Regions from separate parts of the Mus musculus genome. Here region 1 is linked to region 2. Evidence: chromatin loops called from intact Hi-C (ENCODE). Cell type or tissue: left cerebral cortex. All regions are shown on one strand. Each heading gives the region's core, and the rest is flanking DNA. Links, peaks and the distances in the headings are about the cores only. Region 1 holds the start of Smarce1 (SWI/SNF related, matrix associated, actin dependent regulator of chromatin, subfamily e, member 1). Region 2 holds the start of Eif1 (eukaryotic translation initiation factor 1).

Region 1 (6,401 bases), core at 950-4,949, 1.1 Mb after region 2:
CCACCATGTGGTTACTGGGAATTGAACTCAGGACCTCTAGAAGAGCAGCCACTGCTCTTAACCTCTGAGCCATCTCTCTAGCCCCATTGCAAAGTTTGTTTTGTTTTTTAAAAAACAACCTAAATTTGTTTAATGCAGGTACATTTACTTTGAGACCTTAAATAGTAGATATCTGTTTTACGACATTTAGATATTTTAGGCTTTTTTTTTCCTAAACAACAACAAATAAGGAGTACAAACCATTGGCCACTGTTCTTTGTTCTCAGCTCAAGTATCATCTAAGGGCTACAGCTATATTAGCATTTTAGTGGGGCCTTCAAAGCCCACCCTCCTCTCCCCCTCCCTCCCTCTCCACATGTGTGTATATATGTTGACTAGTAAATATGCTTTAGCCACAAGGAACTTACATTAGTTAGCTTTTAGTGTAATCCAGAGGTTTAACGTTCCCCTTTTTCATTACTCCAGGTTGCCTTCAGCCTGACTCACTCTAGTTAGTGAGTAAAAATGAACGATGCTGTTCTTCAATGTTACAACAGCATATTAAGCACTTATTCTTGAATAAGCGCCTGACCTAAAATTGCATCCTACACATTAAATGTTTCTTTCAGGCTGGGGGTACCGCAAGGTGGCAGAACTTCACCTAGCACATAGGAGGCACTGGGTCTGGACCTCAGGGAAAAAAAAAAGGGAGGGGGAGTATTCATCATTAAATGCTGCTACTTTATTAAAGCTTTGACTGCAATCATATTAGCCATTGTACTGGTTACTGCATTATGCAACAACAATTACGATAAAGCGATACATTTAGTGCAATCTACTGCAGTGTTGGGACTGGGCATTGTGAATTAACAGCTTGCTAGAGAAGTTCCACTGTGTGGCTATTCTGTGTGTAACATGCAGTACTTGAATTTGTAAATGAGTTTTGTTTGCTTTGAGGCATTTTAAAATCAGAATATGAATTTACCAAAGTAAATGATGCCACCATAATAAAAAAAAATTTAAACATGAACTCTAAGGCTTCCTTGTATTTGGGTTCTCCTATTTCAAAGATGTCTGTGCATGGTTAAGCCAAACAAAGCTAAATCACTTGAGGAAGACAGCTCCAGTGATAGGAGATGAAGGGTTTAACTTGGTTTCCAAGATAAATTAAGGATTAAGTTTTAAAATCCAGCTAGGTGCTGACAGTACACACCTGCGATCCCAGCTCGTGGAAGGCAGAGGAAAGATTTTGAGTTCCAGACCAGCCTGAACTACGTAGTAAGATCCTACAAACACACACACACACACACACACACACACACACACACGCATCATAACCATAATTATAAAATCCTATAATTCTGGGGAGATATAATAGTAGACAGCATTATTTGAAAAGTGCTGCAGGCCGGGTGTGGTGGCGTACGCCTTTAATCCCAGCACTCGGGAGGCAGAGGCAGGCAGATTTCTGAGTTCGAGGACAGCCTGGTCTACAGAATGAGTTCCAGGACAGCCAGGGCTACACAAAGAAACCCTGTCTCGGAAAACCAAAAAAAAAAGAAAAAAGGAAAGGAAAGAAAAGTGCTGCAGGACCTGTTCGGGACCCTGGATTCAATCCCTAGCGCCTCACAGAAGTAAAAAGAACAAGAAAGAATGCCATGCCGCTGTCCACTTAGAACTCAATCAATTCCCCTTTTTTAAGCCAATTTTGTGCCAGCCCTTTCCCACCACAGCATGCAGACACCGCTGAGTTTCAGAGAACTAACTGCCCAGCTGGGAATGGCACCTTGCAGCATGCATGCGCGTGCACACATGCTCCGGAGCACTGTGCCTGTACCCCCTTTTCCACCATTCCATAGTCCTTGCTAAGACCGGGAAGTAACAAGGCTGGAATTACTGGGCAGAGGAAGAAGCCACTGGATCCCTGCTGTAATTGTGTGGATCCTACATTCACCTTCTCTATGCTCTTTGTGTTAAAAAAAAAACATTTTCAGATCATTCCCTTATGCTATGCATTCATCTGAAAACAAAACAAAACAAACCTCTCCTTTAGTCTTTCCTTACAATACCGGTTCATTTCGATAATTTCACCAGAGTATGAAAATATTGGGCGATGGAAGAACTGGACAGTATTATCACTTATCACTTCTAAAGATACCTCACTTCCTGTTGTCACAACCAGGATAAGGGCCAACAGGTAGTCCCAGCATTCAGCCAGTTTCTCTAGATGCTAACATTGACCTTAGATAACCACAGATGCTCTGTTCATTTTTCCTCCACCGTGACGTGACCCACACTAGCCAAGTGTTCTCTACTTTGTATAATCCGCCAAAGTATTCGTTAATTAGTTTAAAAAAAAAATAGCCCTGGAATGGTCCAGAAAGGTGGCTCCACGCACACTCACTGAACAATTACATGTCTAGCCCTTAGAAATCATTGGTAATTATGAAATTGTCCGGTCCAGATGCCTAAAACTTTGTTTTCAAGACTTTCCAAGATAGCAGATGGCCCAATCCCATATAGAGGGTATCAGATACAGGACCGGCTTGGGAAAGTTCCAGGAGGGCATCACAAAGAAACACTGAACTGTTTAAAGACAAGCGAGGCTGAGCTGAACTGGCCCTCCTGGGAAGGGATGTGAATTGTCACAGGTATGCCAGCTGGAAGGAGTGAGCTGACATCTGAGGACCCTAGGCGCAGAAACCCGCCGCCATCACTCGACCTCTAGAAACATCTGGGAAAACTACAAAACTCCCGTGTTGCTTTTCGCTTAGGCGGAGGCAGGGGAGCCCCGCTGGGCGCCAGCAAGGACCTAAACGCAGCGACCCGGGTCCTCCCCGCCTACATTCTCCATCTTCTCCATTCATACGTCCATCAGCGGAGGACTGAAGACCAGAGCGAAGGGAAAAGCCAGAGTGCATGGTGTGTGGGAACTGCGTCCCACCCTCTCCCGGGAGAGGCTCCGGCGAGCCTTTCCCCTCCGGCGCCCGCCTCACGCGGCGGCGCCCACCGCCTCAGTGAAGCCCCGGGCGCGCAGTCTGCGCAGTTCCTGCCGCCGGGCCGCGAACCAGGGCCCGCAACGCGGCCCAGCCTTCTCCGCCCTCCTCGCCGTGACGAATCGGCGCCCGACTGGGACGGGATCCAAATTGGAAGACTTCTGAGGAAACCCAGGAGCCTGACGAAATTTTTTTTAAAAATCCTTGGCGCCCTAAGCCTCGCCGCGTGCTCACTGGAAGGGCTGTTCGTCTGCCGGGAGCCGGCCGCGGCCGGCAGACAATTCCCGGGAGCGTGTGGAAAGTGCGAGCGCGGAAGCTCCGGCGCGAGGGGCGGGGCGAGCGCGGGACAAAGGGAAGCGAAGCCGGAGCTGCGGGCGCCTGCTCGGCCCGCGGGTGAGTGTTTCCCAGTGGGCCCAACCCGGTCGGGGAAGGGTGGCGAGCGGTGGTGTTTCTGCTTGGCGGGACCCCGAGCTCCCGCGGGGTGCTGGGGTTCGGCCTCGGCTGCGAGGCGGGAGCTAGAGCCGGTGCGGCCTCGGTGAGGCCTAGCGGCGGCGGGGCAACCCCGTCCGGAACAGCTCCTCGGAGGCGCCGGTAGTCCCTTTCCGCGGGACTCCCGACGCCGGTGAGCACCAATGCACAACCCCCTGCAGGGGAGTTTCCAGAAAAGCTCGCCCTCCGCCCGCCACAAAACTCCAGGGAAAGGATCTCCGGAAACCCTCTGGGCAAGGCCAGCGGGGATCCTCACCCACCACGAAGGTGGTCGTCCCCCCCCCCCTTTGTTTATTTTTATTTTTTATTTGGTTCAGGCAGCGACTTAAGGATTCCCGGGGTGGCCTGGAGTGAAGTCTGAGACGGTGTGGGTTGGGTTTAAACCCATCTCTGACAATTCCGGGTCTCTGGCCTTAGACACTTAATCGCCCCGAGACTGTTTTCTTCCTTTGTAAAATGGGGACAGTCATACGCATCGGGTAGGGTCGTTGTGACTAGTGAGTAAGACTGTGTTATAAGCCTGACCAGTAAGGTAATTAATTCAATAAATACAGAGTTGCGTCCCAGGCACAATGGTTAGATCCACTCACTACTAGAGTTTATATGCTTAGCCCGGGAGAGCAATCATTTGTAAGTATTAGCAGTGAAGTGTAAGGTACCAGGGACCCTGTCACAGTTTCTGTCGGGGCTCCCCACAGCAAGGCCTACTGGGTGTTGATGGAAGGAAAAAAAGAGATGAATTGAAAAAACTTAGCTATTTCCACATCAGAAACTCTTACCTTGATGATTTGAGGCACTTCCTTAAAATGAAAACTAGGAGAAAAAAAAGTGTATTCACCATCCTTCTAAAAATAAGTTTTCATCTCTTATGCATTACCATTTGTGGTCTATGTTGAGTAAGGAACAAGCTCAGATATGTCCATGTTTCGAGCTGGCCATACTAGGACCAAATTTATGAAGACTTGAGCTATGTTTGAATAATACAGTAATAAATTAGACCATCCCTCCTCTCTTGCAAGGCAAAACCTAGCACATTCACATGTTGTTGGAGGGAAAGTGCCGCTGGTCTTTGTAAGCCATGTAGGAATACAGAGACGAGATATAATTTATTCTGTCCCGATGATGTATCAAGAAAGTACCTGAGATAATTTCTGAAATGAGCTGTAAAGGAACAACATGTGTCCTGTAAGTAGCCTCAGAAAATTGTTCCCGGCTCTTATGAAACTATTTACCAACAAAAGAGAATGTAAAGTTTGTTATCATACTGACTTACCTTTCACACTGCCTCCAGGAATAAGACATGACTCTGTTTCAATGAAAGATGTTCCCTAAATAAGGCAGAGCTTCTAATCAGGGGTTGTCAGTATCTGGTAGGCCTTGTTGGGGTCACCCGGATAATACATCACATTCTATTGTCATTATTTTTTTTTATCAGTCTAAGTAATCGTTTGCATGGCATCAGCAAAATGTTTTCCATACAAGACGCTGCTCTCAGTATCATAAGCAAAAACCTAAAAATCCATCTCTAATATAACTCTAAATTTCCCAGTAATTTATTTTCATCATTTAATTCTGATCAATCAAATGAATGTAAGAACTAGTTAAAAATATGCAAAAGGCTTGATTACTAGCAATTAATAGTGAAGTAATTTTGCTCAGAAATACCAAACTACCCTATTCTTTAGGAAAACATTCTCTTATGCTTGCTGAGTTTTGATTCTCTTTTTTTTTCTTTTTTTTCTTTTTTTTTATTTTAGTGTCTCAGATTCATTCTTAAGGAACTGAGAACTTAATCTTCCAAAATGTCAAGTAAGTTTCAATTTTTATATTTATCAATCTGTGTTAATACGAGACTAATGCCCTAGCAAATGGGAATTCCAAAATACTCTCATTTTTTTTTTTCTTCAAAGCAGGACCATTGGTAGTTTTGTTGCATAGTATTATATCTCAGTTGTTTACAAGAAGTTATTTATTTTCTTTCAAACAGAAAGACCATCTTATGCCCCACCTCCCACCCCAGCTCCTGCAACAGTAAGTTTTAATTTTCTTGTTAATGTAATAGCCAAGTCTGGCCTTGATACAAAAACCCAGATGTCTTCCACTGACAGTCACTCAGTCATCACAGCCACAGGATAGACAATTCAGCTAAAAAACAGCACTTCCTACCAAATAAAATAACTCCTTTCATCCTACCTGAGCCAAACCCAACACTTAAAAATACATACTGTGAGCTTCCAGCCTCCTGTGCTCTTTGTTTCCTAACGGGACATCAGTGAAACACTCCGTTCTTGCCGTTTTTCCCTGGTGAAGGGTCTTTCCGTTGATATTGAGTAAATGCTCGTTCTGGCATCCTTTATTCTTTTTTGTTGTTTTTAAGCCTAACCTTCAACCGGTTACATTTTCCTCTCACCGTAAGGGCTGGGTAGCTCAGTGGCAAGGCACTCACCTAGCGTGTCCTAGGTTGGAACCCCAGCAACACGACTTTTTTAATTAAACTTTCTTGTCAGCATATAAAAATTTCACATTAAATAAAGTTTCTTGTTCTAAGGATAGTTACGCTCATAAGTCTTATTTTAAAGCTGCTCAGGCCAGGGTTTCGTTACCCATGGGTCAGCTCTTGCTACTGGATTTGGTTCTGTTTTGGCTTGCCGGCTGATCTGTTTTGAAGGTGTCCAATGGTTGTGAACTGTTTTTACCCAACAAGCTCTTCCCAGCTTAAGCAGCTTGTAAAATAACTATCCAATCACAAGTCCACTTTAACAGCAAACTGTACAGGCCCTTGCTGAAATGCTGAAATGGCTTTCTTACCATTTTAAAACAACAACAAAAAGACCACTTAACATAACCACGTCCTACAAAATTTGAATCAGGATTATTTTGATTTGTTTTGTTTTGTTTTGAGACAGGGTCTTTATGTAGCCCAGGCTGGCTTCCAAA
Region 2 (6,401 bases), core at 1,593-5,592:
GATGAACCTTCAAGTTCATCTACCCTCAAAAGTCCAATGGGACTGGGCATTGTCTAGCTAATACCCATGGAATTAAACTGTTTGGAGGGCAGGGCTAGAATCCCAATTTGTGACCAGATACTTAAAAGAGCCATTAAGAGTTTGTGTGAGGTATAACTAAAGTCTTGTAGAATGAACTAAGCTTTGAGGTTTTATGTATCTCCTAAAGTTAAAAATGACCAAGAAGGCGTGTGGCCTGTACCTATAGTCCCAATTTAGAAAAACCCATGGAGCTCAGGAATCCAAGGTTAGCCTGGGCAACACAGAAGCCCACTAAAAACAAGTGACAAAGGCTTGTGTATGATAAGATGTATTTTATACTAACGCCACAAGAGGGCACTGCCGAGGCAGGTGGCCAATTGAGTTCTTGAACAGCCTTGGATCTGTTCATGAACCTGTTTGAATTAGCTTTTAGTCATGTTTGTGAACCTGTACCATTTAAGTTGGCTTCTTTTTTTAAAGATTTATCTTATGTATATTAGTACACTATAGCTGTACAGATGGTTGTGAGCCATCTTGTGGTTGCTGGGAATTGAATTCAGGACCTCTGATCACTCTGGCCAAAAGATTTTATTAAGGATGGTTGTGAGCCACCATGTGGTTGCTGGGATTTGAACTTAGGATCTTCGGAAGAGCAGTCAGTGCTCTTAACCTGAGCCATTTCCCCAGCCCTTAAGTTGGCTGGTTTTTTTTTTTTTTTCCCTATTCTTTTTATTTTTTTTTTAATATTTATTTATTTATTATATGTAATTACACTGTAGCTGTCTTCAGACACTCCAGAAGAGGGCATCAGATTTCATTACGGATGGTTGTGAGCCACCATGTGGCTGCTGGGATTTGAACTCAGGACCTTTGGAAGAGCAGTCAGCGCTCTTAACCACTGAGCCATCTCACCAGCCCTTTTTTCCCTATTCTTGCTGGGTATGGAAACCTAGGGCTTCAGAAATGCTAGGCAAGTGCCCTATTACTACCAGATATTCCCAGTTCTATTGATCTTTTAGATTTTGCAAAGTTACTTTATAGCCCAGGCAGGCTTGGGGAACTGAGATCACAGGTGTGTGCCATTAGGCCTGATTTTTTATAAGTATAAAAGAAATGGGCTAGCACTAAGTACTGTGTACTACTGTGTACTTTTTTTTTTTTTTTTTTGGCTTTTCGTGACAGGGTTTCTCTGTGTAGCCCTTGCTGTCCTGGAGCTCACTCTGTAGACCAGGCTCGCCTTGAGCTCAGAAATCTGCCTACCTCTGCCTCCCTCCCAAGTGCTGGGATCAAAGGTGTGTGCCACCACTGCCTGGCTTTTTATTATCTTACTGTGTACATTTTATTTTCTCATGTACTAGGACTGTACTTTGCCTTTTCAACAGAACCTGAGACATCTGTCAGCATTTAGAGCAGTTTCAGCCAAGCAGTAGTGCACAGCTTTAAATTTCAGCACTCTGGAGGCAGGGGCAGGTAGATTGGGAGTTTTAGGCCAGTCTGGTATATAAGAGCTCCGGAACAGATAGGACTAGGATAGTTCCTCAAAAAGTTGTGTGGAGCTTGGGACCATGGGGTATCAGAACTTGTGGGAGTGGGGACCTTCTACTCCTGAGATCCACAACTTTGCTTGCCTTATGCCCTCAGGATTTCCAACGCAGGACTAAACACAAGGACTAGACTACAGGCAGCTTTATACTTCCCAAATGCTGACCCAGGATGACCATCATTTGGGGATCCTCATTCTCCCTACACTTCAATACTTTGCAAGGTCAGGCGGCCACCTTTTAGAGCCAGTTCTCTATCATATAGGTCCCCAGGATCAAATTCACTACAAAATCCAACATGGCTAGTTTAATCCTGCCCTAGAATTCAAGCTGAGTGTTACAAAGCAGCCCCCCCCCCCACGTTACTAAGATAGCCCAACAGCCACAGGGCTCCAGCTGCTTTGTAAGCATATCAGCTCCAGAATGAATTCCATCTGTGTTGATAAGTGATGGGCACAGCTCTGGTAAATGCTTCCCAACTGAGCCTGTCTTTGTGATCCCTCTCTGTATGTAGCTTGACCAAGTGCAATCTGGACATCAGGCGTTTCTGAAAACAAGCTTTATTTAAATAAGGATTTAAATACATTACATAACATTGAAACTGGAGGGGGAAAGAAAACCAAAAGACCAGCTTGTTCCTTCACATGGCACTGGCTCGTACTGAGTTGAAGCCTCTACAGCTAGCCACACAGCCAATGGCACCAGCTTGGCATTTGTTCCGGGCTGGCCTCACCCTTCATGTCGCAACACCTCCCGGCTAGGATAGATCTGCTTCAAAAGACCACCCTGGTGGTGAACTAAATGTCCATGACTTCTCTGGAAAGGTAGCCCTTTCTGAATTCTACCTGGTCAGATACCAGGGCCAGAGACTCCCTCTAGTGACATAGCTGGGGCAGTGTTACCCATTCTGTTCAAGTGGTGACACTCTCCTAGGGCAGGGGACTCTGTCCAGGGAGCCCCAAGGAGCCTCTGGTCAGACATAGCCTCCTGTGATCTTGGGGTTCTTGGCTTGGCTGAAACCTTGTCATTGCTTTGTTCCAGGGTGGACACTGCCAGGGCTTACTGCTCAACCTGTTTAAATGAGGGACTTCAAGACTACACAGCATGGCTCTTTTCAGTTTATTGCATGAAGGAGTTACACTAGTCCAAGTTAAAAGCGGACCCCAAATGATTACATTATACAAGCTGTGAGGTTTTTAAACTTGTGACAAGGGACAGAAGGGAAATTCTACTCATTGCAAGGAAATCCTCACTTAAGCTTCAGAGAGCCACAAGCACTTAAAACCCATGAACCTTCAGCTGATCGTCCTTAGCCAGCCCAATCTGCAAAAAGAGGACAAGGGAGAGGGACAGGTTACATGACGTCAACAGATTCTCCCATATACACCTTGCAAGGAGTCCCAATAAAGAAGAGTACTTCAGTCTATCCCAGTAGACACAATGGTTCAATTGACCACTGTTACTAAAACTTCCCTATGCCACCCCCAAGTACTGTTTGAAAGTGGGAATGTCTACATGTATTTAAAAGCTCAACTGTAAGGATTAGAAATTCAGGAAACCCATAATGCATTGAGGGCGGCCTAAACTCACCTCTATCAGGAACTGGCATATGTTCTTGCGCTGGTCACCCTGTAGCTGAATTACTTCTCCATATTCTGGATGCTCAATTACAGTACCATTGCAGGCAAATTTCTGCAAGGACAAAAGGATGCAGCATCTAAGAGGCCATGCCATCAACACGGACTCCCTTGACGTTTGCACCCTCTCCCTTGGTAGACCATACAACGTGCTCTCTCCACAGCAGACCCACCTTCTTAAACGCCTTCACTAGTTTCTTTTTATCGTAATCATCAGCGATCCCTTGGACAGTGGTAAGGGTCTTCCTGCCGTTTCTCTGTTGAATTCTTATATGGATATAATCCTCAGTGCCAGCAGGAAGCAGGTCATCACCCTTACTTGCATCAGCAAAGGGGTCTGTGAAGAAATAATCCGGAGGTGTCCTTTGTTGTCCCTCCGGGAACTGGCCAGTACTAGAGCTAGCTTTCTGCTCTAGGCCAGCCCTCCCGCCAAGGCTGATCACGTGCTGGAGAGACCTAGTGGGCAGGCAGCGCCCCACCCGGCTGATGCAACCTACCGGAAGCCAGGCTCCCGAGGCGGGGCCTTCCCTCCCAGCTCCGAGACAACGACGGTGACGTAGAGGACATGACGCAGGGGTGGCGGGAGGGGGCGGGTGTGGCTCGCCGAGAGGCAGGAGCCATTAGTAAATGCGCCACCCGAGACGCCGGGCCCGCCCAAGGGCTCACCTCCCACCCGTTTCTTCCGGGCACCCTCAGAGGTCGACCCTGGGCGCAGATCTCGGTTCCACGGGCATCACCACCCCTCCAGCCCGAGCTAAGATGGGCTCGCCGCGCTCGGCGGCTCTCCGAGCTCCGACCCCGCCACCCCCCCCCCAGGCCCGCGCGACCTTCCCCAGGCTCACCGAAAGAGTGGAGGTTCTGGATAGCGGACATACGATACGATTCCTTTTCCTCGGTGGAAACGGCCTGCGGAAGGCGGCTGCGGGAGAAGGCGGGCGGGGGGGACGGAGCGTCGGGAAGCGAGGGGGCTCGAGGGGGAGGCAGCTGAGTCCTCGGCGGCGGCTCAGTGACTGGGGCGGAGGGGCGGCGCCTGTATTCACTTATATAGCCGCCCCTGTGACGCCAGCGCGCTGCCCTCACGTCTCGGCCCCACCCATGGAGTCAAGCTCCCGGACGCCCGAGCGCTGCGGCTTCCTATTGGTCGGGGGGCGGAGTCAAGGCTTGACGCGTGCGCACTGGGTTTGGCCTGGAAAGGATGTTCTGTTGACTCAGGGAGGGGCGAGAGGGGGGAGGGAAAGCTTGGTCCGCCTGCGCGCTTGCGCAGTGGGCATGGTAGTTGTCTGAGCGGCCGCGAAAACTGGCGGAGGTTTCGAGCGCGCCTGCGCCTACCGCACGTTCTACCATCTTGACCCTGTTGGGGTCCTGGCACTAGCTCTGAGATGGGTCTTAGGGTGAGGATCGATTTGCTTTAAAGGGTAATTACGTGCGGGTCCTCCAAAATTCGACTGATCCAGCCACCCATCAACCTACCCTTCTCTGCACGTATTCACAGATATAGCCATTTAATCAGCATAAAATAACGTGATCAAAATTTGGACCTTATATAGGGTATCATTTGGATTAGCATGTTTTAAAATTGGTAACCAAAAATTATTATTTAGATTAATTCTTCTAAGGAAGGAAGTAGTCCCTTAGGTAGGAGTGGGGACCCCAGGAAAAAAATGTCCAAGCCTCACAGGATGCCTTTTGTCCTACAAGCCTGTGTGTGAGGTAAAGCCTTTGTAGAGTCTAGGTGAATATTTTTTTCAAAGCAGTTAACCTTTCTTTTTGTTTTTTCAAGACAGGGTTTTGGCTGTGCTGGAACTCTATAGACCAGGCTGGCCACATGGGGTCTGCTTTTGCCCCATGAGTGGTGGGATTAAAGGCAAGTGCCACCGCGCACACCTTTAATCCCAGCACTTGGGAAGCAGAGACAGGCGGATTTCCGAGTTCGAGGCTAGCCTGGTCTACAGAGTGAGTTCCAGGACAGCCAAGGTATACAGAGAAACCCTGTCTCGAAAAACCGAAAAAAAAAAAAAAAAAAAAAAAGAGACAGCCAAGTGTGATGTAACTGGGTTTGTGGGGGCCAATAGGAGAACCAGAGGCTGATAACTACTGTGTCAGACTTTATTCAAATGCTCCCCAAAGAGTGGGTGCTTTATATAAAATCTCTTAACTTAAAAATACTGCCAACTTCTAGGTATGGTGGTACATCCCAGCTCTCAGGAGAAGGAAGCCAGAGGAAAAAGTTCAAGGTCAAGTGAATTCAGTACTAGACTGGCTACTGTCTCTGAAGAACCAGAAAAATAGGCCGGGTGTGGTGGGGCACGCCTTTGATCTTAGCACTTGTGAGGCAGAGGCTGGCAGATAGATGCCTGCGAGTTTGAGACCCAGCAGATCTATACAATGAGACTTTCAAAACAAGAAACTGCTGGATGGTGGCACACACCTTTAATCCCAGCACTTGGGATGCAGAGGAAGGTGGATTTCTGAGTTAGAGGCCAGCCTGGTCTACAAAGTGAGTTCCAGGACAGCCAGGGCTATCTATACAGAGAAACACTGTCTCGAAAAAAAAAAAAAAACAAACAAAAAACCAAAAGGCCCAAAACAAATACAACAGAGAAAAAAAATGCCAAAAAGCACCACACAATTCCAACAAAAACTTGCAAGCTTAGTCAGGTGTGGTGGCACACGCCTTTAGTCCCAGCACTCAGGAGGCAGAGGTAGGCAGATCTCTGAGTTCAAGGCCAGCCTAGTTTATAGAACAAGTCCCAGGACAACCAGGGCTGTTTGTTACCACAGAGAAACACTGTCTCTTAAAGCAAACAAACCAAACTAAACTAAAACAGCAACAGTAAAAACTTGTGTGCTGGCCTCGTGAACAGTCAGTTTATGCACAGGTCATCAGTCTCCCTGACCTCCTGGACAGGCAGAAAATAAACAGACTAATAATACTGGGTCGAGAGAGGTGCTGGGGAAAGAATTGAGCTGGTGTGACAAGTGCCACAGACCCAGGCTGCTCCTTCAGATGAGCTGGTTAGATAAGACCGGTAAGGCGGTGGCATCGTGGCCTGAGTTTATAAGATGCTGTGGAGCAGGGCAGAAACTCATCAAACAGAACATTCCCCAGGGAGGAAAAGGTGGACATGAAAGGATTTTATTGAGGGGGGGGGTGTCCTGGGGATTGAGTCCAAGGGTCATGCTGGGCAAGTAGTCCTGAGAG

The links. A loop is a pair of places that touch in the nucleus more often than their neighbours do. Peaks named below come from ENCODE experiments on the same cell type or tissue, not always from the same donor. Only the 100,000 strongest peaks of a DNase experiment are listed, where the experiment ranks them.
Region 1: it touches region 2 in a loop (2.8-fold over the local background); 1 of 42 quality-filtered maps calls a loop at or near these places.

The regions. Positions count from the first base shown.
Region 1 is chr11:99,227,369-99,233,769 of GRCm38, reverse strand. Smarce1 (SWI/SNF related, matrix associated, actin dependent regulator of chromatin, subfamily e, member 1) reads left to right here and starts at 2,753. Exons shown (of 11, transcript NM_020618.4): 1 at 2,753-3,368; 2 at 5,222-5,273; 3 at 5,452-5,495. The coding sequence starts at 5,267. Krt222 (keratin 222) reads left to right here. Exons shown (of 6, transcript NM_172946.3): 6 at 1-1,009. In left cerebral cortex, for the core only: no CTCF peak of the experiment used is centred there; a DNase peak (open chromatin) is centred at 3,084; H3K4me3 peaks cover 2,283 bases; H3K27ac peaks cover 1,443 bases.
Region 2 is chr11:100,317,801-100,324,201 of GRCm38, reverse strand. Eif1 (eukaryotic translation initiation factor 1) reads right to left here and starts at 4,253. Exons shown (of 4, transcript NM_011508.2): 1 at 4,042-4,253; 2 at 3,373-3,536; 3 at 3,153-3,254; 4 at 2,103-2,885. The coding sequence starts at 4,072. The coding sequence ends at 2,841. In left cerebral cortex, for the core only: CTCF peaks have their summits at 2,392, 3,657 and 4,561; DNase peaks (open chromatin) are centred at 3,352, 3,721, 4,377 and 5,473; H3K4me3 peaks cover 2,282 bases; H3K27ac peaks cover 1,607 bases.